2 separate regions of the Homo sapiens genome follow, and region 2 is linked to region 1. Evidence: read pairs that join two places in POLR2A ChIA-PET (ENCODE). Cell type or tissue: A673. All regions are shown on one strand. Links, peaks and the distances in the headings refer to the core of each region. The heading gives the core; the rest is flanking DNA.

Region 1 (15,984 bases), core at 3,343-11,342:
CTCAGCCACTCAAGTAGCTGGGATTACAGGTGTATGCCACCACACCTGGCTAATTTTTGTGTTATTAGTAGAGACAGGGTTTCACCATGTTGGCCAGGCTGGTCTCCAACTCCTGACCTCAGGTGATCCACCTGCCTTGGCCTCCCAAAGTGCTGGGATTACAGGCATGAGCCACTGTGTCTGGCCAAATAATTATCTTTCTAAATTGAGTAGCACTAGATGGTTACTTTACGGATTTTTCTGACCTGCAGGGTAATTTCAGACGACAGCACACATAATCTTTGTGTTTTTCCATATGTTTTTTAACATATGGGTGTGGGTTTCTGTTCTTAATCTTTCACTGGCAGTAATAATGACTTACTGTCCGATCCACTTCTCTGCTAGAAGAAATTACTCAGCCTTCAGGAGTCAACCTAAATAGCACTTTCTCAGGAAGGCTTTCCAAATTCCTTGTCAGAATCTTATTATTTTCACTCTCATTCTTTATACTGTCACCACTAGAAGACTTAACACAGTATATTGTAGTGAGTATAACACCTGACTCCACTCCTGCCTCTGCACTCTCATATGGAGAGGAAATTGAGAACAGGTCTTGGTCATGTGACCATCCCAGGAGAATGGGGTTGTGGGTATGTTCGTTAGCCGACTGAGAATGGAGGAAGAGGAATCCTCCAGAGGAAAATTAGGATGCTCTTATCAGAAGGGAAGGAAAGCCAGTGAATGTCTACATTGCACAATAAAGAAAATATCCTAACTGGATCTCAAAGGCATTATACTGAATGAAAAAAAAAAAAAAAGCCTGAAAGCTTTCATACTGTGTGATTCCATTTATATAAATTTTTGAAATTTATTCTCAAAATGACAAAATTATAGAGATGGACAATAGACTAGTGGCTGTCAGAGGTTAGGGATGGAGGTGGAAAAGAAAGGTGGATATGATGAAGAGCCAGCACAAAGGGGATCTTTGATGATGATGTAGTTCTATATCTATATGGCGGTGGTTTCACAAATCTGTATGTACAGATCAAAGTTCTGAAGAAAAGAAAATGCAATCTAAGAAAGTCATCTGTAAGGAGCCAAATGTTGTTCTTGTATGAAAGCTACCAGTAGATATTCTCAAACTACAAAAAAAACCTCAGAAATGCAGCATTCATATACCCTTGTTAGAAAAAAAACTACTTGACAATTAAATCTGTCATATTATGAGATTAATCAAAATGTATAACTTAGACTGGAGAAGCTGTTGTAAAAGGACTGAAGTGAGCATAATATTTATTTGCATGTATTAAATGAATTAATATGATGCATTTTCAAAGATCAGAATCTCAATATTATAAACATGGGCTTTGTACCAATAATAACAAAAATTGGGAGGTGACAGGAGATGACAGCACATGTAAGAGTGCTAATAGCCTCTTATTTCACAGCAAAAGCTTAATTGATAATATCTGAAACTAAAACATACATAGCTCCAATTCAAAGTTTGTTACAACCATTTCTGAAAATATTAAACCTTTTTTTTGTTTGTTTTTGGAGACAGAGTCTTGCTCTGTTGCCTATGCTGGAGCATAGTGGTACAATCTCAGCTCACTGCAACCCTCCCAGGTTCAAGCCATTCTCCTGCCTCAGCCTTCAGAGTAGCTGAGACTACAGGTGTGCACCACCACGCCAGGCTGATTTTTGTATTTTTAGTGGAGATGAGGTTTCACCATGTTGGCCAGGCTGGTCTTGAACTCCTGACCTCAAGTGATCCATCTGCCTCAGCATCCCAAAGTGCTGGGATTACAGGCATGCGCCACTGCACCCAGCTGCAAAATATTAAATCTTAAAGTGAAAAAACAGGTTCAATAATTCCTAAAGTCTCTTTTTTCTTCCATTAAATAAAGGGAAAATTACATGTAGTTTGTTTTTATTTTATTAAAAATAAATTCTAGATATAGTCCCAGTTATCTGAAAGCATTTCACTCTCTCTCTCTCTTCCTCTCTCTGTATGTTGTGTGTATAGACAGAAAGATATCTGAAAATATTTATCCAATGTAATCTTGACACTACTATTCTTGGGTGATTAAATTTAGGGTGATTTTTATAAATTCAGCATTTTTTTCTTATTTAAAAATATTAATAGCAAGTATGCCACTAAGTCAACAATTGGTATTTCTAGGCAGTGAATTTATAATTTTTTCTTTTTGGTACTTTAGTATTTTTTAATTTTCAAAAATAAATTAAATACTATTTTAGTTTTTAAAAAGATGAGAAGGAAGTGAACAGCAATGAAAGATTTACAATATCTAAAATTTAACATTGAAATTAAGGCTAAGGAACAATGACTGAGAAGGACAAGAAGATGAAGAAGCTCTGGGACCCATTTTTAGTTTTTTTTCTCTGCACTGCTCCAAATCACTTAACATTTTTCATTTCTCAGTAGTCAGACCTTCATGCTGACAGACTGACCATGTAACTATCATCTCAATGATCTGGATTTTCAACAAGCAATGTGGTGCTGGAGAGTTTTTCAACCTTACTGATTTGAGGCGTGTCTGTGAGTGCTTCGGTTCACACGGTATTGCTCCATGCCCTGGAGAAGGACTGGGCAGATCTCCCATCCAAATGGAAGTCCCTCCAGGATTGGGAGATGAGCAAGAAGATGTGGAAAAGCTGAAAATATCATGGAGATCTTACTACAGAAAAATGATTTGAGAGTAGGATTCAGAGCAAGAAAATTTACCTCAGACATCACCTAAGGGGAGTAGGCTTCAAAGCCCCTTGGTGTAAAATGCTCTGATTTCTTTTTTTTATTATTATACTTTAAGTTCCAGGGTACAGGTGCACAACGTGCAGGTTTGTTACATATGTATACATGTGCCATGTTGGTGTGCTGCACCCGTTAACTCGTCATTTACGTTAGGTGTATCTCCTAATGCTATCCCTCCCCTCTCACCACAACCCACGACAGAAAATGTGGCACAAAAACACCATGGAATACTATGCAGCCATAAAAAAGGATGAGTTCATGTGCTTTGTAGGGACATGGATGAAGCTGGAAACCATCATTCTGAGTAAACTATCACAAGGACAGAAAACCAAACACCACATGTTCTCACTTATAGGTGGGAAGTGAACAATGAGAACACTTGGACGCAGGGTGGGGAACAAAATTCTCTGATTTCTAAGAAAGTCCATGGCTTGAAACCCAACATCACATTACAATGAGCCTCCTGCTAAATGCTGTTGCTACTAAAACACAACCCACTGTTGGATTTCTTGCAAGTACCGTTGGCTGCTTGCATCTGCCAGTCCCGCAACTGCAGATTCAACCAACAGTGGATCAAAAATATTGGGGAAAAATGATTTAAAAATACAACAAAAAATAATACAAATTTAAAAAGAATACAGTATAACAACTATTTACGTAGCACTTACATTGTATTGGGTATTATAAGTAATCTAGAAGCCTGACCAATATGGTGAAACCCTGTCTCTACCAAAAAATACAAAAAATTAGCCAGGCATGGTGGTGCATACTTGTAATCCCAGCTGCTTGGGAGGCTGAGGCATGAGAATCGCTTGAACCTGGGAAGCAGAGGTTGCAGTGAGCCAAGATCACGTCACTGCACTCTGGCCTGGGTGACAGAGCAAAACCCTGTTTCAAAGAAAAAAGTCATCTAGAGTAATTTAAAGTACATGGGAGGATGTGCAGTAGGTTATACGCAAACACTACACCATTTTATATCAGAGACTTGAGCATCCACAGGTTTTAGTGTCCACTGGGGTCCTAGAACCAATCCCCCATACAGAGGGATGAGTGTACTTCCAAAGATCCTACCTTACCATTGGTTTACATTCACTGACAGATTTGTGAGGGTTCTTCCACCAAATGAAGGTAGAGAGAATCACAGGCACACTTTCCATGATCTGTATCCAGAGAAGCAGCTGGAGTTGGAGAGCAGAGCCATCCTTTCTGGGAATCAAGCTACGACTTATCAGAGCATCTGCTAATTGGAACAGCTAACATTTATTATTATTATTATTATTATTATTATTATTATTATGAGACAGAGTCTCACTCTGTTGCCAGGCTGGAGTGCAGTGACACGATCTCAGCTCACTGCAACCTCCGTCTCCTGGGATCAAGCGATTCTCCTGCCTCAGCCTCCCTAGTAGCTGGGACTACAGGCTTGCGCCAACACGGCCAGCTAATTTGTGTATTTTTAGTAGAGACGGGGTTTCAACATGTTGGCCAGATGGTCTTGAACTCCTGACCTCAAGTGATCCACCCGCCTTGGCCTCCCAAAGTGCTGAGATTACAGGCGTGAGCCACTGCGCCCAGCCTATTATTATTATATTTTTAAAATTAGAGACAGGGTTGCACTTTATGGCCCAGGCTGGAGTGCAGCAGTGCCATCATAGGTCACTGCAGCCTTGAACTCCTGGGCAAAAGTTCTCCTCCTGCCTCAGCCTCCTGAGTGGCTGGGACTACAGGCACACACCACCAGGACCAGCTAATTTATTATTATGTTTATTTTGTAGAGATGAGGTCTTGCTATTTCACTCAGGCTGGTCTCAAACTCCTGGCACCAAATGATCCTCCTTCCTTACCCTCCCAACATGCTAGGATTACAGGCCTGAGCCACCACAACCAGCCCAGCTAACGTTTATCAAGTATTTATCAAGCACTTCCTGTGCATCTGGAAGTGTACTAAGTATTTAACATTCATTATCTTACTTAATCCTCATGATCTCTATTATCTTCATTTTATAGATGAGGAAATCGAAGAATAAGAAGTTAAGGAACTTGGCCAGGGTTACGTGGTCACATAGCTGGGTAGCAAAGGACTCAAACCCAGGTCTGACACTCCGGTACATTGTACATCCTTGTTGAAACCTGCTGCTGGAAGAGGGGCTGGGAAGAAGCCACAAGATCTGACAAACTTCAATAAAGGAAGGCAGGACAACTTCCTTATATATTATAGCCAAAAGTAGTAATACTAAAAGTGAAACATAAATTGAAAATAACAATAAAAATAATGCCTATTATAAAACTACATCTAGCCACCTTCAAACCCTCTGGGCCAGGCACAGTGGCTCACACCTGTAATCTCAGCACTTTGGGAGGCCAAGGTGGGCGAATCACCTGAGGTCAGGAGTTTGAGACCAGCCTGGCCAACATGGCAAAACCCCATCTCTACTAAAAACACAAAAATTGGACAGGTATGGTGGCGCATGCCTGTAGTCCCAGCTACTCGGGGGGCTGAGGCAGGAGAATCACTTGAATCCAGGAGGCGGAGGTTGCAGTGAGCCAAGATCACACCATTACACTCCAGCTTGGGAGACAGAGGGACACTCCATCTCAAAAGCAGCAACTGCAAAACAACAACGACAAAAATCCCTCTGGATTTGCCAGACTACAATGAAAAGAATTAAAGCACTTTATACAAATGCATAAAGCTATACCAAACCAACCAATTTCTCCTGTGAGACAAGAAAATTGACTTTCTTTTTTTTTCTTCGAGACAGGGTCTCATTCTGTCACCCAGGCTGGAGTGCAGTGGCACAATCATGGCTCACTATAGCCTTGAAGTCCTGGGCTCAAGTAATCTATTTAACATTTCTAAAGTCATGGATGTTTGGAATCTATTGGGAAATATTGCATCTTCATAATGAATGTAATGATTTCTATTCTAGAACAGCAGATAATGGATAATGCAAAAACCACTTGTATTTCCTTTAATGTACATTTTGTTATTTTTGTAGCAACAGATTTACCTTCCTATTGACTGTTGCTTATTCAAACTAGTGAATCGGTTTGTTTGCCCTGAGTGCAAACCAATGGAGCAAGTCGGGGAGTGTTCGAACATTCAGAAGTACGAATGTGCCGGGTGACAATAAACACATACTTCCTGCAGAGATTAGTTAGTGCAGAAGACTGGACTTGGTATTCTTTGGAGACACTGAAGAAGTCCCAGCCCTCATGGAATTAATGGTCTAGTCATAGAGACAGACTATGCACATATAAAATACCTTACATTTTTGAGGCAACACGTTAAGAAAAAGAAAAAAAGATAAAATATGAAATATAAGCACAAAAGCTTTAAGTATATGCAAAGAATAGAATGATTAGAACGAAGATATAACTAGTAGGTGAAGATTTTTGAATCAACTTTATATGACACCTTCCTAAGATGAAAAGCTTATGAAAGATAATTCCTAACACCTAGTCTAAGTTGAATAAAGATTGCCACTTGATTTTTTTTGTGTGTTAAATATACCAAGAGACGTACATGGTCCTCCATCAGAGGAGTTACAAAGTGAACTCCGCTTTTTCCTTTAGCAAGCAGAAAAGACTTTCAATAGTTCTTGGTTTCTCTTTGTGAAATAAATATTCCAATGCTTTTCTTAGACATTGAAGACTAAAAATGCCATATGTAAATTGCCTTTCATTCTACACACATTTGAATTTACTTGAGCAGAGGAGCACGGATATAAAAAATCTTAATTTAATATGCGTTTTAGGATAAATAGCTATTAATTCTATTATATTACATCAAATAAGAAGTTGGATGACTTATGGCCAGAGATGGAAATGTCATTATATAATGACACACAAATAAAATGGAAACTTACAATATAAAATAAGTTCCTTTAACTGCAGAAGAAACTGAACATATCATAGTGTTTTTCAATATAGAGTGGCTTTCACTTCATCTTTGCACATAGAAGTTCAGAAATTAACTACTGTAACAGCCAGCTGCTTTTTTTTTTTTTTTTGCTGTGAGCCTGTCTCTCAACCCAGTCATTGCAAATTCTGTTATATTTTCTATTATAAATGTCTTCAAATCCCAAACTTTGTAATCCTGGCATGATTCATAATGACCAGATAGCTGTAAAAGAAATCCCACAGGATACATTTCTGTCTCCTGAATTTCCACTCAGCTCTTTTTTTTAATATCTGTGCAAGATAGAGAGGTGGATCTAACTCATTATTACAGTGCAGCCTCAGCGTAAGGATCTCATATCATGAGAATACTCATCTGATTTCACTGGCTGTTAATGGAAACAGTCACAAGTGAGCAGTGGAGAAGGGTCAACCCAAGGGTGTAAGCTGACCTCCACACCCTTTAAAAAAACATGCACACACACACATACACACACACACACATACACATGCCATCCCTCCCTCACTCCAGCTCCACTTTTGCCCTTTTAACATATTGGATATTTGTGTACTATTTCCTTTGAACAAAGTATTCCACCACTTAAGGATATATATATATAAAAGACAGATATATTTATAAATATTTTAGATATATATAAATATATATATATATTTTAGACAGATATAAATATGTACTTTTAGACATATATAAATATATATTTTAGGCAGATATATATAAATATATATATATTTTAGACAGATATATTTTAGACAGATATATATAAATATATATTTTAGACAGATATATAAATACATATTTTAGACAGATATATAAATACATATATTTTTTAGACAGATATATGTATAAATATATATATTTTTAGGCATATATAAAAATATGTATATTTTAGACAGATATATAAATATATATACTTTAGACAGATATATATATAAATATATATATATTTTAGACAGATATATGTATTTTAGACAGATATAAATATATATATTTTAGACACTATATGTATTTTAGACAGATATATAAAAAATATATATTTTAGAAAAGATATATATATATTTTACACAGATATACATATGTATATATTTTAGACAGATATATATATTTGTGTGTATATATATATATGTGTGTATATTATAGACAGAGTTTCGCTCTTGTTGCCCAGGCTGGAGTGCAATGGTGCGATCTTGGCTCACTGCAACCTCTGCCTCCTGGGTTTAAGCGATTCTCCTGCCTCAGCCTCCCAAGTAGCTGGAATTACAGGCACGAGCCACCACACCCAGCTAATTTGTTGTATTTAGTAGAGACAGGGTTTCACCATGTTGGTCAGCTGATCTCGAACTCCTGACCTTAGGTGATCCACCCACCTCAACGTCCCAAAGTACTGGGATTAAAGGCATGTGCCACTGCACCTGGCCAAGAAAATAGTTTTTAAAACCATTGCTCTGAAAGATGGGGTATAATGACTTAGAAGCATCCTAACTTAAAACCACTGCATTTCAAGTCAAATGTGGCTGGCAATGGTGGCTCACACCTGTAATTCCAGCACTTTGGGAGGCCGAGGTGGGCAGATCACTTGAGTCCAGGAGCTCAAGACCAGCCTGGGCAATATGGCGAAACCTCGTCTCTACTAAAAATACAAAAATTAGCCAGGTGTAGTGGTGTGTGCGTATAGACCTAGCTACACAGGAGGCTGAGGCAGGAGGATCGCTTGAGCCCAGAAGGTTGAGGCTGCAGGGCACCGAGATCAAGCCACTGCATTCCAGCCTGGGCAACAGAGCAAGACCCTGTCTGAAAAAAAAAAAAAAGTTAGGCAGAAAAATACTGTATATGAAATGAGAGCAATATAAATTAGGAATTGGTGGTTTATCAAGTAAAATGCAAAACAAATGAAATTAAAGGGTGGTGTTTAGTGGGTCACAAATCTTAATCTTTATTTCTGAAAAAGAAGAAAGGCAATCAAGGGACTCCACTTACAACTTAATTTGTCTAAATCAAAATTGTTTGAATGAATTTAAGAATATGAAAGCGTAAAATTGTCACCTCATCAAACTTATTTGTACTTTCCAGGATTGTACCCTTGTGCACATGTAAACCTACCACAATGAGCTCAGTCCAGTTTTCTAAGCGTTGTCTCCATCAAGCATCGTGTTTCGTTTTTGAGGCTCACTCTGATTGGATGTTGCCGCAGTACCAGTTCTCTTAGGAGAAGACCCTTGTCAAAGGCAGACACACAGATTAACTTGAAAATACTGAAACCTTTCATTCTAAGCATTGTACAGAAATTGAATTCAGCAGAAGAACTTTGAAACAATCTATTTTTTTACCCAAAATGTTTGTGATATTTAATAAAAATAACTAATAGAGCATTACAGTTCCAAAGGGCTCTATCATTAGCCATTAGCTCATTTGATCCTCCCATCAGATGGACAGACACCATTATATTACAAACTGAAACTAGGAGAAGAAGGAGGTTAATTTGACAGAAACTCAGATTTTCTGACCCCAAATCTCCCAAAGGGAACAAGCTCACCTCTGATTTAAAGTTCCACATACTTTGATTCAAGAACAGTATTATAATTTTGATATCTTATTAACTCTATGGGCAAAACTTCCCCTCTCTCAATGTATTTATTTGACTTGCTTTCCGTGGAGTGAAAGGTGGAAGGGAGAAGGAGACAAAAGAGAGCATTTTGCTGGGAATGTAGATAAATATGACAAGTGTGTTCCTAAGTCCATGAAAATGTTCACCAGTTCCTCCCATTATTTATTAGAAATGGAGTCAGTTGGGTATGTATATATAAGAATAAGGCAAGCTGAAAGCATCAAAATGTTTTCAAAATTCAATATAAGGACTTGGAGGCCTGGTGTGGTTTGGCTTCATGTCTCCACCCAAATTTCATGTTGAATTGTAATCCCCAATGTTGGGGGAAGAATCTGGTGGGAGGTGATTTGATCATGGGGGTGGATTTCCCCTTTTCTCTTCTCATAATAGTGAGTGAGTTCTCACAAGATCTGGTTGTTTGAAAGTGTGTAGCACTTCCTCTTCACTCTCTCTCTCCTGTCAGCCATGTGAATATGTGCCTGCTTCCCCTTCGCTTTCCACCGTGATTGTAAGTTTTCTGAGGCCTCCCCAGAAGCAGAAGCCTGTACAGCCCACAGAACCATAAGCTAATTAAAACCTCTTTTCTTAAAAATTACCCAGTCTCAGGTATGTATGTATAGCAGTGTGAGAATGGACTAATACGGTGCCCAAATGCTATTGCAGAATTATGGCAATTAAGTCCTTAAAAGCCATCTTATTTCATTGACAGTGAGCAATGATGTATCTGAGCCGATTTATGTGACTGAGGAAAAAAACATCTCAATTTATACTTATAATGGATATTTTGACTACATTGGCTCATATTTTCTAATCAGTCACTAACCAGGCAAATTCAATGAATCAAGTTACTAATATGTAGTAATAGCCAATGGTGTGTGACATCATACACAACTAGTTTAAAAACAAAAGAACTTAGAAATTAAAAATTATAATATTCAATTTAGAGCGTAGGAATAAATTTTATTAGTTTACTTTTTAAAATTATTTTGAAAATGTGACACATTACATGGTAATAGAAAAAATTCAAACAGTACAAAAATATACACAGTAAAATCTTGGTCTCCCACCTCCCATCACTGGGCTCCCATTCCTAGAGGTAACTGCCTGTTAGGTGCTTCTTGTTCATTCTTCGAGAATGAATCATATGCATAGATGTATATTTTCTTTTTATTTACACAAATATGATAGCATGCTGTACACATTATTCTACACCTTGCATTTTGCCCTTAATATGTCTTGGAGGTTAGCCCATGTCTATACATATGGAACCAACTCACTCTTTTTAACCAGTTGCATAGTAGTATTTGTATGGCTGCACTATCAATAAAAAAAAAATATGCTCTATGGATGGGCCATAGGTTATTCTTTAGACTTTTGCTGTAGTGAACTTGAAAAAAATACTGTAATGAATATGCTTCAACATGTGTCTTTATACACATATATATTCGTAAGATAAATTCCTAAAATAAATATTTTACTCGTAGCATGTTGTTTATCTGACAATTTCTAACATTACTTAATTATTTCAACTAAAAGCTACTCCAAAAAGATTTACATTCAGAAAGAAAGGAATGAGGAGGAAGTGTTAATCTTATCTTCCTTCACAAGGACAACATAGAAATGAAAGCCTTTTCCAAGAAATGTAGTTGTTTGGTTTTGGGGTTTTTTCATGGGCAATGTTGGAAGGTCACAAAGAAGAATGGGATAATTTCTATCATTTGAGGCCTAGTCACTCATTAAGACCTCTGGGAGAAAGGCTATCAGAACAGTAATCCACAAAGCTTCTTTCTTCCTTAAGGTTTTATCTCTCTCACCACCTCTAATGCATGCTGGCACAAAGTGGCTGAAATGATATATGCTATAATACATATATAGAGAGATTTCTTTTCCAAATCACAAACAGTGGTCTGTGCAGAGAAAAACTTCCTCATCCAGATATGAGACTTCTTATTCCTCAAGGGTCTCCCTGAGCCCTGAAAAAAGATAAGAAGAAATTAGACATATCTGACACTTCTCCATCTTAGGAAGCAATTTTGCAGGCAGAACCAAACTTTCCCAGTAACATTCCACTGCCATTGTAAAACTCTCCCAGCTTAGCTGAAAATTCCCCAGATTTTAAGGTGTTCAAATAAAGGAAGGGTCTGGGTGAGAATAATGTTTGCATGAGATAAAATGTAAAACCCCATCTATTCTTTCTTTTCACATACACAAAAAAATTAAAATTACCTAGCATATTTTTCTAGCCAACTGCCAAAAACCTGAGATGGAGCTTTTTGTCTTGCTCTCGACTACTGATGCTGGCTTCCTTCGAGGCAATTCAGGACAGCATCTGCCTAACCTCATGTTTCACTGAAATACAGGTTCTGAAAAGCAGCCTGAAGATGACATTCTGGGAAGAAGAACGATGTTGCATGCGGCGGGGGAGGGATGGGAGGCAGGAGAAAGGGAGGTGGCTGAGCGGTGTTAATGCAAATGTATTCCCTGGGCTTATTCACTGGCAAACTCAGTGGACACCCAGCCATTTGAATCTGGGCCAGCGAGTTTGGCTCCTCTTCTGCTGGCAGAGCACGAGCCCAGCACAGCATCCTGCTGCTGTTGGCATGTAGACAGCTGTCTTTCTTCATCTCACTCTCCCCACCACCGCGGCACACTCAACAGGTGTTGCCAGGGACACAGTGTGTTTGGCAGCTGTCAACTTTCAATAATCATCTCTGTAGCATATCCCTTTCTGTTCTCTCACCCCAGTTCTTCCCTCGCTCCCCACCCTCTTAAAAACCCCAGCACCATTTGGGCCTTTGCAAAGTGCAGAGTTAGGCAAAGATGCTGATCAAGGCTCAACGTGATCTGGATAGAGAAGCCCTGCCTGGGCCCCAGCCTAAGTGTGGCTGGGATTGCTACAAGATGCAGGCCTTTGGGATTGATCCAATTATTCTTTTTTACTCCCCCTTTTGAGGTAAACTGGTTTTGTTGTTTGGTTTTGCTTTTTATTTTATTTTTTTAATTAAGCCAATATTCCTGAAGGTTTAGTTTGCAGCCAAACACAATCTGTTGGTGATGCAGATTTTCACCTTGTGGAAATTGTATTAACCATCATCGTCATCATCATCCTCATCATCTGTATTTATGACATGCACCCAGGATATTTATATCTGTGTTCTTTTTTTCTTGCAGAGGGGTTAAATTTTTACTATTATTTTGTTTGACAAAGATAAATTGTATATGTTTATGGTGTATGTGATGTTTCAAAATATGTCTATATTGTGGGATGGCTAAATGAAGCTAATTAACTGTGTATTACCTCTGAGGTAAACTGCTAACCCGTTTTTTCCTGACCTTAAATCCTTCAATTTTTCATTAGTAATTTTGAATTCCAGCTCCTCCCCTTATAATCTGTGTGCTCTTAATCACATTCTTTAACTTTTTTCCGTGTGTGTCTTCCCCCCACCCCCCGCCCCTTTTTGTGGAGAACAAGGTTTTGCTACATTAGGGAGGTCTCAAACTCCTAGACTCAAGCCATCCTCCCACCTCTGCCTCCCTAAGTGCTAGGAGGTGTGAGCCACCATGCCTGGCCCATTCTTTAGCTTTTCAAGCCTCAATTTTCTTATCTGAAAAATGAAGACAATATGTGCCATCTATAGCAATGAGATAAAGTAGACAAAATACTTAACACTAAGTGCCCAGTATATGCTGATGATTCCCTTCCTCCCCCATCTCCTCTTGAGCTTCATCCTTAAAAGCCCCAGGCTTTAACTACTGCCCTTGAGCTCTCAAAGACATGAGGCCCTGCTCACGTTCAGCATGTGATGGACGCTTGAAATGGTCCTTGTCTGGGGCTCCTTCCGGTTCTGGTTCTTATCAAAGTCAGAGCCAAAAAATATGCTGGCCCCTGTAGGTCTGCAGGAGATGCCAAATAAATGTTTTCAAAAGGCAGGAATATACAGCTATTTATTACAGTCTTGTTTATAATTCTAAATATTGGAAACCCGTAAATGTTCATCAGTGAAGAAATGGAGGAGGAAATATTTATTTGATGGCACTCTATGCAGCAGGTGAAGTTAGTCAGCTAGACCATTTACTTAGGCACATGTATCCCTTACTATGTATGAGAAACTTCATAAATATTAACTCATTTCAACCTCTCAACAGCTCAGTGTGGTAGAGACCATTATTTTCATATTTGTTGATGAAGAAACTGAGACACAGAGAAGCCGAGCCCTTTGATGTGTACAACATGGGTAGGTCTCACAAACATGTTACCAGAGTAATACATGTGTCACAGAATTAATGTAAATTCCAAAAATCCACAAGAAAATATGTTATTCATGTATACCCATGTATAGTAAAATTATAAAAACAAGGACAGGAAGAATACACACCAAGTTCATGCTGTAGTTGCTTCAAATGAGGGGGAAGGAGGATGGGTCAGGAGAAAGCACGGAGAAGAACTCACTGCATCTGTAGAAGCCCATTTATTTTATTTATTTTTCGTTTGGTTGGTTTTTGTTTGTTTGTTTGAGATGGAGTCTCACTCTGTTACCCAGACTGGAGTGCAGTGGCACAATCTCAGCTCGTTGCAACCTCCACCTCCTGGGTCCAAGTGATTCTCCTGCCTCAGCCTCCTGAGTAGCTGGGATTACAGGCACTCACCACCATGCCCGGCTTATTTTTGTATCTTTAGTAGAGACAGAGTTTCACCATGTTGGCCAGGCTGGTCTCAAACTTCTGATCTCAACTGATTCGCCTGCCTTGGCCTCCCAAAGTGCTGGGATTACAGGCATCAGCCACTGCGCCTGGCTCCATTTATTTTATTTTTAAAAGGACATGTTAAAATGAGATAGTTCTGCATAACACAATACACTGTTTTTAAGTATACTTTTCTCTATACCTCTCTTTTTTTAAATTGTAAAACATAATACCCATACAGGAAAAGATAAACAATATATTTGTAATATTTATAAAACAGTTATTAAACAAACAGCATGTAACCACCATCCAGGTCAAGAAAGAGAATGTGAGTGGGGGCCCTTCCCCAGTCGTAACCTCCTTCTGCGCCACCCAGAAGCAAGCACGCAAGCGCCATCCTGAGTTCTGTGATGCTAATTGTCTCATTTCTCCCTAGAATTCCATCCTTTATGTCTTCATCCTAAACAATATAGTCCAGTTGTCCCAATTTCTGAACTGTAATAAGTAGGATCATATAGTATGTATACTTAAAAAATATTTTGTTGAGACAGGGTCTTTCTCCGTTGCCCAGGCTGGAGTGCAGTGGCACTATCATAGATCACTGCAAGCTTGAACTCCTGGCCTCGAGTGATCCTCCTACTTCAGCCTCCTGAGAAGCTGGGAACATGGGCACCTGCCCCCAGGTCCAGCTAATTTTTAAATTTTTTTGTAGAGATGGCATCTTGCTGTGTTGTCTAGGCTGGTCTTGAACCCCTAGGCTCAAGCAATTCACCCACCTTGACCTCTCAAAGTGCTGGAATTACAAGCATGAGCCACCAAAGGCAGCCCATGTAATATGCATGTGTGTATTCTTTGTGTTGTTTTTTTTGAGACAGGGTCTCACTCTGTCACCCAGGTTGGAGTGCAGTGAGGTGAACACAGCTCACTGCAGTCTCAACTTCCCGAGCTCAATTGATCCTCCCATCTCAGCCTCCTGAGTATCTGGAACTGCAGATGCACACCACCGTCCCCAACTAACTTTGTATTTTTTGCAGAAATGGGGTTTCACCATGTTCCCCAGGTTGGTCTTGAACTCATGGGCTCAAGCGATCCACCCTCAGCCTCCCAAAGTTCTGGGATTACAGGCAGGATACACTGTGCCTAGCCCATATGGTGTGTATGTGTGTATTCTTTTGTGTCTTTCTTTTGCTCAACATTGTATTTGTGAGATTTATCCGCATTGTTCCCTGCTCATTTTCATTGCCAAATAGATTTCACATTTAGTTATCCTTGCCTCTCTTCACTAACATTTAAGTTGATTGCTCTGTAATTTTCAAGCTTAAAAGAAAGGCAGATGTTTCCTCCAACAGATATCCAGGAATGAATATCTTCAGATGGCTCCTCAGCTCAGCTTTCAGAAATGATGAGAACAGCCTTAATTGTTTCGCCATGAAAAGAATTTGTGTTTGGACTTACCATTGATGTATTTTGTTTCTTATTCACTTCCCTTAGTCAACAGCTTGCTTTTCTCCGTTACTTTATTTGCCTGACACGGTTACACGGTGAAGCTGTAGTTCAGAAAGGGATCATCAAGGCTCTCATCTGATCCACGCCCTGTGTCTTACACATAAGGAAACACACGTTGTCTTGTGGCTCACTTTTAAATACATTTTAGTAGCTCTGAGACCTATAGACGGTAACTTGGCGATTGGAATAGGAGTTTTAAATGTTCTGTTGTCTCTGGCAGCTGGTTAATCGTATGTTTAAGAATAAAGTGTTGCCAGCATTTCTCTGCAGCGCAAATCTACTCCATATGAGACGAATACTGAGTGTCACAGAGATGTTGTCAAACGTCTAAATGAATTTTCCCCTCCTCATTATTAATCTCTGTACAGCATTGCATTTAAAAAACCACCCCAGGCCTCAGTAGTGAGGAGGGAAGAGCCCACAAAACAGTGTTATTCTCCCCAGCACATGCTAGTAATCAGGCCAAGCAGCAGAGACATTTCTGCATTGTAAGGACCTCGGTGATGCTGTAAAAGGCAT
Region 2 (15,984 bases), core at 4,795-12,794, 210 kb before region 1:
TCACGGATCACTGCAACCTTGACCTGCCAGTCTCAAGTCATCCTACCACCTCAGTCTCCCCAGTTTCTGGGACCACAGGCACCCCACACCACCACACCAGGCTAATTTTTAAAATTTCTTTTTGTAGAAATAGGGTCTCACTGTTTTGCCCAGGCTGATCTTGAACTCCTGGCCTCAAAGGATCTGCCCACTTCAGCCTCCCAAGGTGCTGGGATTACATGTGTGAGCCACCATGCCTGGCCCATGAGTTCAAAATTTGGGGGGACAGTCCCCAAGCATCTTTGACTTTGGAAGGATATGACATTAACAACATTTTCACTGGTAACTTTCACAAAGACTGCACAATCATTGGTTCAGGAGGCTCTACGATATGCATTTGTTTTATATGTTGAAAGACATTTACTTATGATTGGTACAATAACTTATCTCCTCCTCTCCTCTTAGATACTTAGTCCTACAACAGGTGATGGCAGATGTCTCCAAAGTGTTTTTTCTTTTGACAAATTAAGATATATTGTAAACATGATTCTGACAAGTAAGATTCACGGCATGAATGTAAAAAAAACAGTCTGGGTGAAGTGGCTCACACCTGTAATCTCAGAACTTTGGGAGGCTGAGGTGCACTGATTGCTTGAGCCCAGGAGTTCAACACCAGCCTGGGCAACATGTCAAGACCCCATCTCTAAAAAGAATATAAAAATTAGCCAGATGTAGCAGTGTTTTCCTGTAGTCCTGGCTACTCGGGAGGCTGAGGTGGGAGGATCACCTGAGACCAGGGAGATCTAGGCTGCAGTGAGCCGAGATCGCACCACTGCATTCCAGCCTGGGCAACAGAGCGAGACACTGTCTCTGAAAAAAAAAGGGGGGGAAAGAAAAGAAAAAAGAAAACAGAGGAGTAGCAGTAAAAGTTACGGAGGCTGAAAAGATCTCGAGGCTGCACAGGAATGGCAGGAGACACAATCCAGAGCAGTGGTTCCCAACCTTTTTGGCACCAGGGACTGGTTTGGTAGAAGACAATTTTTCCATATATGGGGGTGGGTTGGGGGCAATGGTTTTGGGATGAAACTGTTCCACCTCAGATCATCAGGCTTTAGATTCTTATAAGGAGTACACTACCTAGATTCCGGGCATGCGCAGTTCACAATAGGGTTACGCTCCTGTGAGAATCTAATGCCACTGATCTGACAGGAGGCGGAGCTAAGGCCGTAAGGCTCACTCACCTGCCACTCACCTTCCACTCACCTCCTGTGCAGCCCAGTTCCTAACAGGCCATGGTCCGTGGCCGGGGGTTTGGGGACCCCTGATCTAGAGGTTGCACTGAGGAATGGCAGGAGATAGGATGGAGAGAAATCTGAATCAATGTGCTGGAGAATGGCTGATGGTAGTGACAACAGGAAAAGGGGTGTCAATCAAGGAGGGCACAGACTTTACTAGTATGAGTTGTGGGATAAAGGTGAGGAGGGTTTGATAAGGAGTAAGTAGATTAAAGAATATGTCAACCTTCTCTTCAGGGTAATGGATGAAGAGGTATTCTCCACTTGTGGAAGGCGAGAAGGGAAGATTGTCACTGTATGTCAGGGTAAGATGGTAGAGTAACTGTTCATGATATGAAGAATAATTAGCCTTATAATAGGAGATCCAAAAGGCAGCAAAAAATGACTTGGAAATCTTTAGGAATCAGAAACTGAATATAATTTAATATAGAAATATTATCATTAAATAGAAAGGTATTATACTTTGACATAATAAGGAAGTATTCCTATTGTCTATTCAAAAGTCTTACTTTTCATGAAGCTTTTAAAGTTTATAAGCATGTTACTGGCCAATTTGATGTTCAGATTAATCCAAGACTCACCTTAGCACATGCTGATCTGCCCACCTGCTTCTTCAACATGCACAGATTTCTCTCTTTTATGAACATGTGTGGCATTTACTTTCCATACTACTCACTTGGAATTTGTCATAATGAGCTTCTCCATGATAGTTTCAGTTTTTACACACACACACCTGTAATCTCGCCAGCTAGGTGTGTATGTTTATTCGAAGTAACCTGTGTTCGAGAGTACCTGCCACAGGCTTTTTCCTAGAGCTGCAATGCCTAGTTTGGGGCTGACATATTTGCTTACTCAGCTACTAATTGCTGAGTGATTATTTAGGCTTTATTTGGGCTGTTTTCTTCTTCACAGCCAGCAAAAGTTGCAGTGAAAACCACATGGTACAATTTATGGGAATTCATGAGTTGTAATTCATTCACAATTTTACTTCTAGATGAAAGGCAATGAGTATCCCTTTAAGTGAGAAATTTGACAAAAACTGGATTTTTAAGGAAGCATCACCTCCCCCAAAGGGTAGGCTTCCTTTCTGAGATCTCCTAGCTGCCAAGGTTGCTAAGGCAAACCTTTGCATATACAAATTTGGGTCAATGTGTTGACAGGATGTCAGATTTGTGTAGCTAAGGGAGCTTCAGCATGAATATTGAGCTGTATGCCACTCCATTGATGCCCAAATGAACCTGTAGGTGCCTATTTGTGCCTGAGGCTATTGGGGTGGAAAATAGAAGCCCTTCTTGTGAAAACCTAACCAAGGTCCACAACCCAGCCTTGACCAGCAGCAATTGGTTTTCAGCAACAACTGAAAAGTAAATTCAAAGAGATCTGAATGATGGAGCACTGGTTTCTTTTCATCATACAGCCTGTAATTTCATGTTGCAATTATTTTTCCTCATAGGCTTACCTGTGCGTATATTAGAAGTCTTCCCGGTGCCAGGAATCAACAAAGAGTTGAGTAACGAAGAACTAATTTAATCAGCTAATTTGGAGAAACTAAGTCTTACAACTATTATTTAGTTCATCAAAACAAATAAATCTCAATGAGAACAATGAAATATGTGATAATTCTTTTTTTTACCAGAAAAGTACTGCTTGAAATTATATTTTAGGGCTATGAAAATTTTACTTGAGATTGAACACAGTAAACTTCAGATGACTTTTATATTATTTAAGAAATAGAAGTGTGAATTAAATAGTATTCACCATAAGCACTTGTTTTAACTTCTTAATGTTCTGTTACGTAACATTTTGTTATCTGGGATTTCACTAATTAGTGTTTCTACATATGTATACTACAATGATAATTGATGTTATAATTGATCAGTCACAATGATTTTGAGTTATTGAGTGACCTTTTTAATTATCAAAGATTTAGTTGTACACAAACCTAGTTTTACTTGATATTTGTTTTTAATTATTATTTTATAAGAATTGGCAATCTATTAGAAAACCATTAGCTAGATTATTTGAATAATATCCATATCCTCCAATCATGTAAGATAATATAATTTATTTTCTTTGCTCCAGTAGACACCTGGGGTATTTGAAACCTTGAGCAGATCATTTTTTCACACTTCCCTCGTCTTATACAACAAAATTATCTTCTGTAAAATTTATAAAATGAAACCAATAATAATAATGTCTAAAAAAGAAATGTAAACTATGAAAATTTTATTTTACTGAAGTTTAAATTTATAATTGTTCAGGTAAAGGAAAAATAAAGAATTCTAAATAAATAGAGATTATAGTACAAAAAATGGAAATAATGAATTAATAGTCTGAGTATATTAATGCATTTTTTTGAGAAAAGGGAAAAATATTGTGTCTACATATCAGTCTGTTGCAGTAATAAATAATATTATAATTTCTGCTTTTCACCTTGAGCTATAATTTCTGCAAATTTGTCAGTGACTTTGTCAAAATTGATCTTTACACATTTATATTCAATAGATAATATAGTCAGACTTATCCTTTCCCTTTGTTGATTAAAGAACACTTTTGGCCGGGTACAGTGGCTCACGCCTGTAATCCTAGCACTTTGGGAGGCTGAGTCAGGAGGATCACTTGAGCCTAGAAGTTTAAGACCAGCCTGGGCAACACAGAAAGTCCCTGTCTCAAAAAAATTAAAAAAAAAATTAAAATCTTAAGAATATTTTTAATTAACTTTAGTTTTGAAATGTTTCTTTTATATGAAGCAAAATATAACCATAGGAAAAGTTTTAAACAATTTTGGCAGAAATTCATAAAAATCCCATTTTACAATAAATCCCATGTCTTTGTTCCTTCAGAATCAATTCTAATGGCTCTTAAATATTTCTGCAGTAGAAAAAAATTAACTATAAATAAAAATTCCAACACTCAGGATGACAGGACTGAAGTACCTTGAACTCTATTTCTTTGTCTTTATAATTGTTATGGTTTGAATGTTTTCCCCAAATTTCATGTGTTGAGAAATTAATCCCCAAAGTAACATGTTGATGGTATTTGAAGGTGGGATCTTTGAGAGTTAGTTAGGGTTAGATAAAGTTATGGAGGTTGGGACCCCCTGATAGTACGGTGACTTTATAAGAAGAGAAAGAGAGCTGAGCTGGCCTGCTGTTGCCCTCTTGACATATGATATCCTCTGTACATGCAGCAAACAGGACCTCACAGATGCCAGCAACTTGACTTTGGACTTCCCAGTCTCCAGAACTCTAAGAAATAAATTTATTTATTTTTATAAGTCACCCAGTCTGTGGTATGCTGTTATAGCAACAGAAAATGAACTAAGACAGAATATTGGTACCAGAAGTGGGGTTGTTACTATAACAAATATCTGAATTGTGGAAGCAGCTTTGGAATTGGGTAATGACCAGAGGCTGGAAGAATCTGGAGGAGCAGCCTAAAAATAAGCCTGTATTGCCATGAACGGAGCATTAAGGGTGATTCTGCTGATGGCTTGGAAGAATAGAAGACTAGGGAAAGTCTGGCACTTCTTAGAGATTACTTGAGTGGTCATGGCCAGAATGTTGATAGATAGTAAAGGTCTCAGATGGAACTAAAGAACAAGGTATTGGAAACTGAAGCAAAGACTATTATAAAGTAGCAAAGAACTTGGCTGAAGTATGTCTATGCTTTATGGAAGGCAGAATTTAAGAGTGACAAATTAGAATATTTAGCAGAAAAACTATCTAAACAGCAAAGCATTCCAGTTGCTGCATAGCTACTTTTAACTGCTTATAGTAAAATAGGAGAGAATACATACATATATATATACACACATATATATATACACATATATATACACACATATATATACATATATATACACACACATATATATATACACACATACACACACACACACACACACACACACACACACATATATATATATATATATATATTTTTTTTTTTTTTGAGATGGAGTCTCGCTCTGTTGCCCAGGCTGGAGTGCAGTGGTGCTATCTTGGCTCACTGCAACCTCTGCCTCCCGGGTTCAAGCAATTCTGTCAGCCTCCTGAGTAGCTGGGATTACAGGCGTGCACCACCACGTCTGGCTAATATTTGTATTTTTAGTAGAGACGGGGTTTTGCCATGTTGATCAGCCTGGTCTCAAACTCCTGACCTCAAGTAATCTACCTGCCTTGGCCTCCCAAAGTGCTGAGATTACAGGAGTGAGCCACCATGCCCCACTGAGAAAAGAGATTATTTAAAGACAGAACTTACAATTAAAAGGAAAGCAGAGTGGAAAGATTTGGAAAATCTGCAGCCTAGCCAAGTAGTAGAGAATGAGAGTATTTTCAGCAGAGAAATACTACAGAGTGACCAAGTGACTGCTTGAGAAGATGAGTATGGGTAGAATGGAACCAGAGGCTATTCATTAGGATAATGGGAGAAGAACCTGAAAGTATCTCAGAGATCTTTCAGGCTGCCCCTCCCATCACAGTCCTAGAGCTGTGGGAGGACAAAATGGTTTCAGGGGACAAGTCATTGCCCAGCGTCACCTCCAGTCTCTGCTACCTGCATTCCCATGCAGTGTTTCTCAGCCACCTCAGCTGTGGCTCAAATGGTTCCAAGTGTGACTGCACCAGCCACTCCTGAAGGTATAGTCGTAAATCTTGATGGTATCCACCTGGTGCTAATTCTGTAGGTGCACAGAATGCAAGAGCTGTGGAGGCATGGCTTCCTCCACTTGGATTTTAAAGGATGTCATAAATAGCCTGGGGAAACAGGCAGAGACTTGCCACAGGAGCGGAGACACCACAGAATGCCCCCACTACAGCAATGCCTAGTGGAGCTGCTGGGGCAGGATCACCCCTAAAACCCCAGACTACAACTACCAGTGTGCAATGCCAGGCTGGGAGGATTCCATGAGACTTCAACATGTGAAAAGAGCTGCTTGAGCGGAGTCCAGCAAAGCCATAGGGATGGTGCTGCCGAAGATTTGAAAGTCTAAACCTGCAGTGTTTCTAGGAGGTGGCATATGGAGTCAAAGCTTTAAGGTTTAAAGTTGTTTTCCCTTTTGAGTTTCAGAATTACTTGAGACCAGTTACTGCTTATTTTCTTTCCTCTTTCTCTCTTTTGGAATGGGAATGTCTATCCTATGCCTGTCCCACCATTATATTTTGGAAGTAGATAACTTGTTTTGATTCCACAGGCTTATAGCTGGAGGAAATTTGCATGGGATAAATTGTGCCTTGAGTCTCACCCAGATCTGATTAAAATCAGACTCTGGACTTTGGACTTTTGAAGTGGTGCTGGAATGATTAAAGATTTTGGGGATATTGGAATGGAATAAATGTATTCTGCATGCAAGAAAGGCATAAATTTCAGGGGCCAAGGGCTGAATGCTGTGGTTTGAATGTGTTTCTCAAAATTCATGTGTTGGAAACTTAATCCTCAAATTCACATGTTGGTGGTATTTGGAGGTAGGGCCTTTGGAAGGTAATTAGGGTCAGATAAGATCGTCAGCGTAGGGCCCCCATGATGGGACTGGCGGCTTTATAAGAAGAGAAAGAGAGAGCTGAGCTGGCAAGCTCTTACCTCTTGCCATGTGATGCCTTCCGCTATATTATGATACAGCAAAAAGGGCCCTCACCAGATGCCAGCACTTCGTTATTGGACTTCCCAGCCTATAAAACTGTAATAAATAAATTCCTTTTCTTTATAAATTACCCAGTCTATAGTATTGTTATAGCTAACAAAAAACGGACAAATACCACAATCATTGCGCTCCTACTGTTCATTTAAAATCTATTGTTTATATGCAAGAATATATAGTATTACTGAGATGAAAGACAAACTGTTCCCAAAGCAAACTCAATGGCTCTCAATTCTTATAAACTGACTCTCAAAATGAACATGTGTAGCTGAGTCCATATTTATTGGGGACAATGTGCCTGACAGTTTTCTGAACTTTCATGTAGAATGCAGCGTTTAGAAAGCCTAAGAAATAAAAATGTGCAAACTTTTGATTTCACAGGCTCACACCTGGGGGGAATTTGCCAACTACATTATTAAAACTTAATAATGTAATTGAAGTGTACAACTATATTACTAAAACTTAACAGTAACCACAAATATTGTTTAGAACTTAGACAAACTATTTTTGTGGAGAGTATTATTTTATTCCTTACATTGTTTAGAATGATGAGCACCTGGGGATGATACAAAAAAGCAGATCCTTTTTTTTTTTTTTTTTTTTGAGACAGAGTCTCACTGTGTTGCCCAGGCTGGAGTGCAGTGGTGCAATCTGGGCTCACTCCAACCTCTGCCTCCTGGGTTAAGTGATTCTCGTGCCTCAGCACCCCAAGTAGCTGGGACTACAAGCATGAGCCACCACACCCAACTAATTTTTGTATTTTTAGTAGAGATGGGGTTTCGCCATGTTGGCCAGGCTGCCCTTGAACTCCTGGCCTCATGTGATCCGCCAGCCTCGGCCTCCCAAAGTGCTGGGATTACAGGTGTGAGCCACCATACTTGGCAAAAGCAGATTGTTTTTAAAGTTGTTGTAATATTGATTTTCCACTCTCTGAAGACAGTGCCTCATTACTTGTATGGAAGGTTCTGACTGTCACCCAGTGTGTCCGCTCCCTCCACCTTGAGTCCACCACTGCTTTGCTTTATAAAGTTGTATTTCAATATTATACTAGGTATTTTGGAGTGTAGTTTTCCAAAACCTTTTTTTTTACAGTGTATTTTTTTTTCTCTCACGCCTCTTCTTAGTATATCAGAAATCTTTTGTTTAGTATTTCCAACTTATTAATTGTCATTCAGGAAGCTGTATACTGTTTGATGAGAACTAGACCTATAGATAAATACTGATTTGTATTTAGCATGTATTTGTACATTTGTTTAAAAGAATAATGCCTTTTAAAAAGTAAGAATGAAAGAGATTAAACAGAAGACTGTGGAAGCATTCCCAACAATTTTTTTTCATATGTGTTTGCATTTGCCAATCATGGAAACTAACTTATCATATCCTATCTCTCTCATGGAGGCACAAAGTAAGAATCCTTCACAAGAGAGCTCTCTTTTTCTTGTTTCTTCATCCCAGTAAATAAGTATGCATAGATTTTTTTTTATACATTTATCAGGTTTTTTTCTAGCTGGCACCCCAAACAGTGCCCAGGCAGCATGATACTATGCATGAGTCTGTTTTGATTTGACACTATTGTATTCTTTTCCTCTCTATAAAATTAATTCCTGTATAGCGTCTGAATAGGTTTTTAAAAAAATCAATTAGCTTTTACTTGGAAAATCTTTTCCTGTCTTATATAGAATAATTTTTTTTTCATCTGTCAAGGGGGTTATTAATAAATGCCACCAGTGGGGTTAGAACATTCTCTGGTGTTTGCTTTAGGGGAACAAGGGGATTGTCGGAAATCCTAGCCAAACTGAACCATAATTAGAGAGAAAATGTTAGCAATTAGAACTATACGTTAGGCTTTAATTTACTACCACGGAAAAGTCAAGGGTGGCATTTCTATTCCATTTTTAGGTGCAGCCAGATGGATTGCTCATTACAGGGTAATTTCCACCGACCCTCTGCACTTCTCAGGGTAACAAAGCAGCTGACAGTGCTGTGCAGCCCAGTGGCTCAGATTTTATTTTATTTTTTGTGGAGGTGGAGAGTGGGGTAGGAGGTTGAGTAGTTATCAATTTCCTACATAGTCACTGACATTACTGGGAATCTTTTTACATGCTGAATAATTTTAGGCCAAGAAAGCAGTTTGGTAACACAAGTACATCAATATAATTTACTTTTCTACCTTGCCCTACATGTGTTGGTTATACTAGCATATTTTAGCAATCTTCACATTTTAAAGCTCCCCTCTTCAGTGTTTCTAATTTTGGTTTTTCCTAGTAACCAAAATGAGCATTTTAAGTTGCTGTTAAGAAAAGAAACTACACACAGCGTCTCACACCAAAGTAATATAGCTGTAATCTAATTCTAATCTAATTCCAGTAAAGCTTTGAAGGCCACGAGGTGATATATTTTTGACGATGCGGGATACACTTTATAATTTTTTCTTTTTATCTCACAATCAAATGCCATTTCTTTGTTACATGTCCTATCCAATTTTTTTTTTAATAAAATGAATTTGGTGCCAACATTGTAATGTAAGTGTATTTACTTCAGGGTTGCAACATTTTCATGGGGGAAATAAATCTACTTACTTTATATTATCATGAGTCAGAATCAGTCACAGTTTCCTTTGATTATGAAAATATAGTTGGAAGTTCCTTTATTATATTTTATTTTTTTATTGAGATAAAATACAGAGAACGTAAAATTTACCATTTTAACTGTTTTTAGGTATACAATTCAGTGGTGTTAGTACAGTCACATTGCTGTGCAAACAGCATCACCATCCATCTTCAGAACTTTTTCATCTTCCCCAACTGAAATGTTGTATCCATTAAACAATAACTCCCCATTCTCCCCGTCTCCTTAGGGAAGTACCAGGTAAAACAGGACTCATACAATATGTGGCCTTTTGTGCCTGGTTTATTTCACTTGCATAGTGTCATCAGGGTTTATCTATGTTTTCAGTATTGCCTTCCCTTTTAAGGCTGAATAATATTCCTTTATATATGTATCATAAAGGGAAAGTACCTTTATTTATTTATTTATTTTTGAGACACAGTTTCGCTCTTGTTGTCCAGGCTGGAGTGCAATGGCGCAATCTCGGCTCACTACAACCTCTGCCTCCTGGGTTCAAGCGATTCTCTTGTCTCAGCCTCCGGAGTAGCTGGGATTACAAGCATACGCCACTATGCCTGGCTCATTTTGTATTTTTAGTAGAGATGGGGCTTTCACAATGTTGGCCAGGCTGGTCTCGAACTCCTGACCTCAGGTGATCCACCTGCCTCTGCCTCCCAAAGTGCTGGGATTACAGGCATGAGCCACTGTGCCTGGCTGAAAGGTACCTTTATTTTAAGTACTTTACACATATTTCCTAAGGCTGTAGCTCCATACTCAAGTCTTGTTTGTACTCTGCTATCTGTAGCTATTATCTGTTTAACAAAGCCTCGCTGGCCTCACCACGGTTGATGTTGCTAATAAGAAGACTTGGCATGTTTTGCCCCATGACGAGTTTGTCAGAGGCAGTTCAGACAATGAACAAAGGAAAATATCCAATATTTCCATTAAAAATACCAGTTAGAGAGCAACCATGTAAAACTAATTTTTGAGTCATGACATGCAGAGAAAAGTAGTTAATTGTATTTTCAGGTAAATGTTAAGACAACATTACTAAAAACATTTGCATTCATAATTCATTACAGTTATCAATGGTTGAAAAATTCAAACAACTAAGCATCTTAAATTTTCTCTTTAAGGATCAGAAAACCAGAAATATTTTCCCTGCATTCTATATTATATCAGACTTTAGCCAAAATTTTTCGTGCTTCTAATGGAAAAATCATCAACACAAAAATCCCGCACTTTTGTCAATTGAAGATATTACGGTTCCATAACAGTGTGACAAGGTATTTATTCCTCAGAACATCCATATTATGTAAACAAAACATTAGTGAACGCTTGGTTTTTAAATGTTTAGATGCTAAAACTTTTATATTAGACTACTCTGCCTGAAGTTAAAGTTAGCCTTTCATAGGCTAAGTTACTAAAAAAAACTCTTTCCAAGAAAGGAATGAGAAAATTTTATAGAAGAAAATTTAGAATTATGGTTTAACAATCTGTTTAATATTTTTTTTTATTCATTAGAAGGGGCAAACCTGTAACTCTTCTTTTAAAAATAGTTCTATCTCAAAGATATCAAGCCGGGCGCGGTGGCTCACGCCTGTAATCCCAGCACTTTGGGAGGCTGAGGCGGGCGGATCACGAAGTCAGGAGATCGAGACCATCCTGGCTAACATGGTGAAACCCCGTCTGTACTAAAAATACAAAAAAATTAGCTGGGCGTGGTGGTGGGCGCCTGTAGTCCCAGCTACTCGCGAGGCTGAGGCAGGAGAATGGCGTGAACCCGGGAGGCGGAGTTTGCAGTGAGCTGAGATCGCGCCACTGCACTCCAGAGTGGGCGACAGAGCGAGACTCCGTCTCAAAAAAAAAAAAAAAAATCAGCTTTGTGCTCCTACCCTTTCTGACCCTAGTCTTTCTTTTTCGTCACAGACTGTATTCTCTTCCCCGCTTCCTCCCCACAATTTCCTTCTTGCTTTCCACAATCATTTATTAAATGAGAGCTTAGTATGTGGCAGGTGGGACATTTGGAGATTCAGAGATTAATATGACATGTTTACTGCCTTGGAGGAGCCCCCTGTAGGTACAGGTGTGTCTGGTAGGTTTTTAATTGTGTGTCCTCTCTAATCTACTGCAACTAAGTTCATGGAGTACTGAGTTGGTAAGAAAGGGTACCAAGATCTATTAGTGATTTCTACCTACGGCCTGGCCTGTAGACAGAATAGTTGACACACGTGTCGTGTCTTTGCCAACCCTTAGTCCAAGACAGCCACAGCTTTTTCCAACTCCATTTTTTTTTCTATCCGGTCTCTAAAGTTGAGAACTTTAAAGGATGCTTTAACTATCACTCTAGAACACTTCACCTTATATTTCCACCAAGTGCCTACCCAATCAATCCCTAAATCATGTTCACCATTACCAATTAATTTTTCTCTCTCTTTTTTTTCTAGGCTACCAAGTCATGATGGAGAAAAACGTGAAACCACTGATTCAGTTCATTGCAAATTCATTCTACCAAACCTTACCTGGCTCTTGTTGCTGCTTGGTAGTCCTTTTATTAATCTCTTGGAGACTCACTGATTAGTTTCCTCCATTGATCATCTAAAAGCTTTTTTCATATTTTTGAAACTCACTGTTTGATCTCCCCTTCCCCTTGTACTCGGAAGATGATCTTGCTTTCTGCTTTACTGAGAAGTTCAAGGTTATCTGCAATCTCCTTCAACTTTTCACTCCTATCCTATTTTCTATTTTCCTTCATCTCTTGCTTCCTCTGCTCTTTTGTTTTAGGGAAAGAAACAGTCCCTTTATTTCTAGGTTGAACTCAACTTCTGCAGGACTTTTGTCTGTAAATTGTACTTCTTTTTTTTTGAGACAGAGTCTCGCTCTGTCACCCAGGCTGGAGTGCAGTGGCATGATCTCAGGTCACTGCAACCTCTACCTCCCAGGTTAAAGCAATTCTCCTGCCTCAGCTTCCTGAGTAGCTGGGATTACAGGCGCCACTCCCGGCTAAATTTTTGTATTTTTAGTAGAGACGGGGTTTGGCTATGTTGGCCAGGCTGGTCTCAAATTCCTGACTTCAGGTGATGCACCCACCTCCGCCCGCCTCGGCCTCCCAAAGTGCTGGCATTACAGATGTGAGCCACCGTGCCCAGCTAAATTGTACCTTCTGTTCCTTAAAAATCCTAAAATCCCTTGTTGTAGGTTCTTTAATTTTGAGAAAGTAATAAATAAAGCACAGAGATTAATAAGACAAATATGCTTGTTTGCAAAACCCAGAATTGACTGTTAATATTATCATACACTGGCTTATCCTTTTTCTAATAAAAAAGTTTCAGATAAAGTTGAAGTTCCCCTTGACCTACCTTTTCAGTCCTGTTGCCTGCATTCCCTCCCTCAAAGCAACCCTATATAATATCGGCATGTATTCTTTGAGGTCATTAAAGAATACATTTATGTGCCCATATACATAATAATGTGTGTGATTGTTTAGTGGGTAATTTAAGAATTTACATATTTAATATTCACAGTCTATTTTGTGATGTTTCTGTCTTCTATCCATGCTAGTATATGTAGAGCTATTTGTAAGTTCCCTGAGGGCAGGGACTTTGTCTTGCTCATTGCTGAATCTCCAGCACCTAGAATAGCATTTGGCATATAGCAAACATTCAATCTTTCTTCCTTCCTTCCTTCCTTCCTTCCTTCCTTCCTTCTTTCCTTCCTTCCTTTCTTTCTCTCTCTCTTTTTCTTTCTTTCTTTCTTTCTTTTCTTTCTTTCTCTCTCTTTCTCTCTCCCTCTCTCCCTCTCTCCTTTCCTTTCTCTTTCTTTCTTTCTTTATTCTTCCTTTTTTTTTGTTGACAGGATCTCACTCTGTCTCCCAGGCTGGAGTGCATTGGCACCATCACTGCTCACTGCAACCTCCTCCTTCCAGGCTCAAGCAATCCTCCCATTTCAGCCTCCCAAGTGGCTGGGACTACAGGAGTGCACCACCTTGCCTGGATAATTTTTTGTATTTTTTTTTTGGAGAGACAGGGTTTCAGCATGTTGCCCAGACTGGTCTCAAACTCCTTTGCTCAAGTGTTCCTCCTGCCTTGGCCTCCCAAAGTGCTGGGACTATAGATGTGAGCCACTATGCCAGCCAATATATGTATATATTTCTTAAGTGAGTTAATATCATTCATTTTTAACTGCTGTGTAGTAATCAACTGTATGAATATTCCACATATCACATTTTATTTATTCATTCTCCCACCAGTAGACAATGTGTGCTTTCCTAATTTCCATGCTTCTTATTACAAATATTGTTGTGGAACAGCCTTGTACAAGTCTCCTGTGCCTATGTTTGAGTTGTATCAGAGTTGGAATTGCTGCTTGTCACAAATAAACTTTAAACTAGATTTAGCCAAATTGCTTTTCAAAGTTTTCTGGTTTTAAAACATGTTCAAGAATTTCTCTCCATATTTTTTTCCCTTTGAGTGTTCTATACCCTGAAACAATAGTTTTATTCTTTCTATCAGTGTTTTAACTTTTCAAGATGATAATCTATGGCCTTAGGATCTTCATGCCTGATGCTTGAAAGAACTAACCTTTGACTTTTAAGTGATATTAGCCAACCTCCCCTTATAAAGATAATTAATGTATAAATACATATGTGTATCTGAGAAAACTATCACTTTGATCATAAAATTATTTAAACAAAATTTGACTACTATAATGTTGCTTTTATGTAACTAATTGCAAACCATTTTGTTCTATAACTACTTAACTATATATCTTTATAAATAAATTTTAAGATCTTCAAGGGCATAGTTTGTGTCTTACTCAACTTCTTATGTCCATAGCACCTAGAACGTAATAAATGGCACATGTATATGGAAAAATTATAACAATTTATATTTACAATTTCTTTTCACTTCATAATAAAAAGTATTTAATTTTTTTTAAGAAGTAAATTTCAGAAGATCATCTTAAGTGGATGTTCTGTACTTTAGCTGGTGGTCTTCAGTCTGCCACACATGTAACCCTCAGAGGTATGGAAGATGTTTCAAGGAGTACCCAGTCATACAAAGTTTTCAGGGAGCCAGTTTGCAGTTGATCCTCAACTTCCATGTTTACCCTTTCACACATTTACTGATTTTCTTTTTTCTTTTTCTAGCGGTACGATTCCATTCATAGAAAGTACAAAACTACGTAAAACTAATGTATGCTGTTACAAATCAGGATGATGATACCTTTGTAAGAAGTGGTAGTGATGGGAAGGGCTTCTGAGGCGCTGGTAGTGTCTATTTCCTGGCCAAGATGTATTCAACTGTACAAAATTCATCAAGCTGTTTATTTGTTATATGGATGTGCATATTAAACTTTGATAATGAGTTTAAAATGGTTTGCTAGAAATCAGAAATAGAAAACTTTAAGTATTAGATATCTTTGTTTTATAAGCCACGGGGGAAACTGATACTCTTATACATGACTGGTAGGAATTAAAAATGGTGCAGCCTTTATAGAGGGGATTTGGCAAACTGATCAAAATTACAAATTTGTTTACCATTTACCCCTTGACCCAAGAATCCCAACTGCGGAAATGTGTCCTAAAGATATGCCTGCATGTGGAACCAATGTATATTTACGGTGATCCATTGCAGCATTATTTATAATGGCAGAACACTGGGAACAACCATATATTCATCAGCAGCTACTTAAACTCTGGTACATCCACACAGTAGAATATGATGGAACTGTTAAAAAGAAGGAAGAAGTGCTGGGTGTGGTGGCTCATGCCTATAATCCCAGCACTTTGGGAGGCTGAGGCAGGTGGATCACGAGGTCAAGAGATCGAGACCATCCTGGCCAACATGGTGAAACTCCATCTCTACTAAAAATACAAAAATTAGCCAGGCATGGTGGTGGGCACCTGTAGTCCCAGCTACTCCGGAGGCTGAAGCAGGAGAATCACTTGAACCTGGGAGGCGGAGGTTGCAGTGAGCTGAGATCGCACCACTGTACTCCAACAGAGTGAGACTCAGCCTCAAAAAAAAAAAAAAAAAAAAAAAAAGAAGGAAGAAATTCTCTATGTGTTGATGTGGAAAAATCTTTTGGGTATATTGTTAAGATAAAAAAAAATAAGGTATAGAACAATGTATATAAGATGACCTTTTTATGAGAAAATGTGAAAAACAATACTTATTTTTATAAAGATAATAGTAAATATTTATTTTATAAAGATATAATTGTTTTATTTTTATAAAGAAATCCTGGAAGGATAGCAAAAAAAAAAAAATCTAATAATAATGGTTCCTTAAAGAGGTAAGTGTAGGGTGACCAACCATTCTGTTTTGGCTGGGACCATCCCAGTTTGTTTGTTTGTTTGTTTGTTTTGTTTTGTTTTGTTTTGTTTGTTTTGAGACAGGATCTCACTATATTTTCCAGGCTGGAGTGCAGTGAAGCAATTATAGCTCATTGCAGCCTTGAACT

The links. ChIA-PET counts read pairs that join two places held together with the same protein. Peaks named below come from ENCODE experiments on the same cell type or tissue, not always from the same donor. Only the 100,000 strongest peaks of a DNase experiment are listed, where the experiment ranks them.
Region 2: POLR2A ChIA-PET joins it to region 1 with 5 read pairs; 2 of 35 experiments call an interaction of 5 or more read pairs at or near these places.

Annotation. Positions count from the first base shown.
Region 1 is chr14:57,125,030-57,141,013 of GRCh38, forward strand. No RefSeq gene overlaps it. Among named protein-coding and RNA genes, the nearest start is that of EXOC5, 140 kb to the right of the region's middle. In A673, for the core only: no CTCF peak of the experiment used is centred there; no DNase peak of the experiment used is centred there.
Region 2 is chr14:56,916,914-56,932,897 of GRCh38, forward strand. OTX2-AS1 (OTX2 antisense RNA 1) reads left to right here. Exons shown (of 4, transcript NR_029385.2): 4 at 11,967-14,395. Among named protein-coding and RNA genes, the nearest start is that of OTX2-AS1, 110 kb to the left of the region's middle. In A673, for the core only: no CTCF peak of the experiment used is centred there; no DNase peak of the experiment used is centred there; H3K27ac peaks cover 914 bases.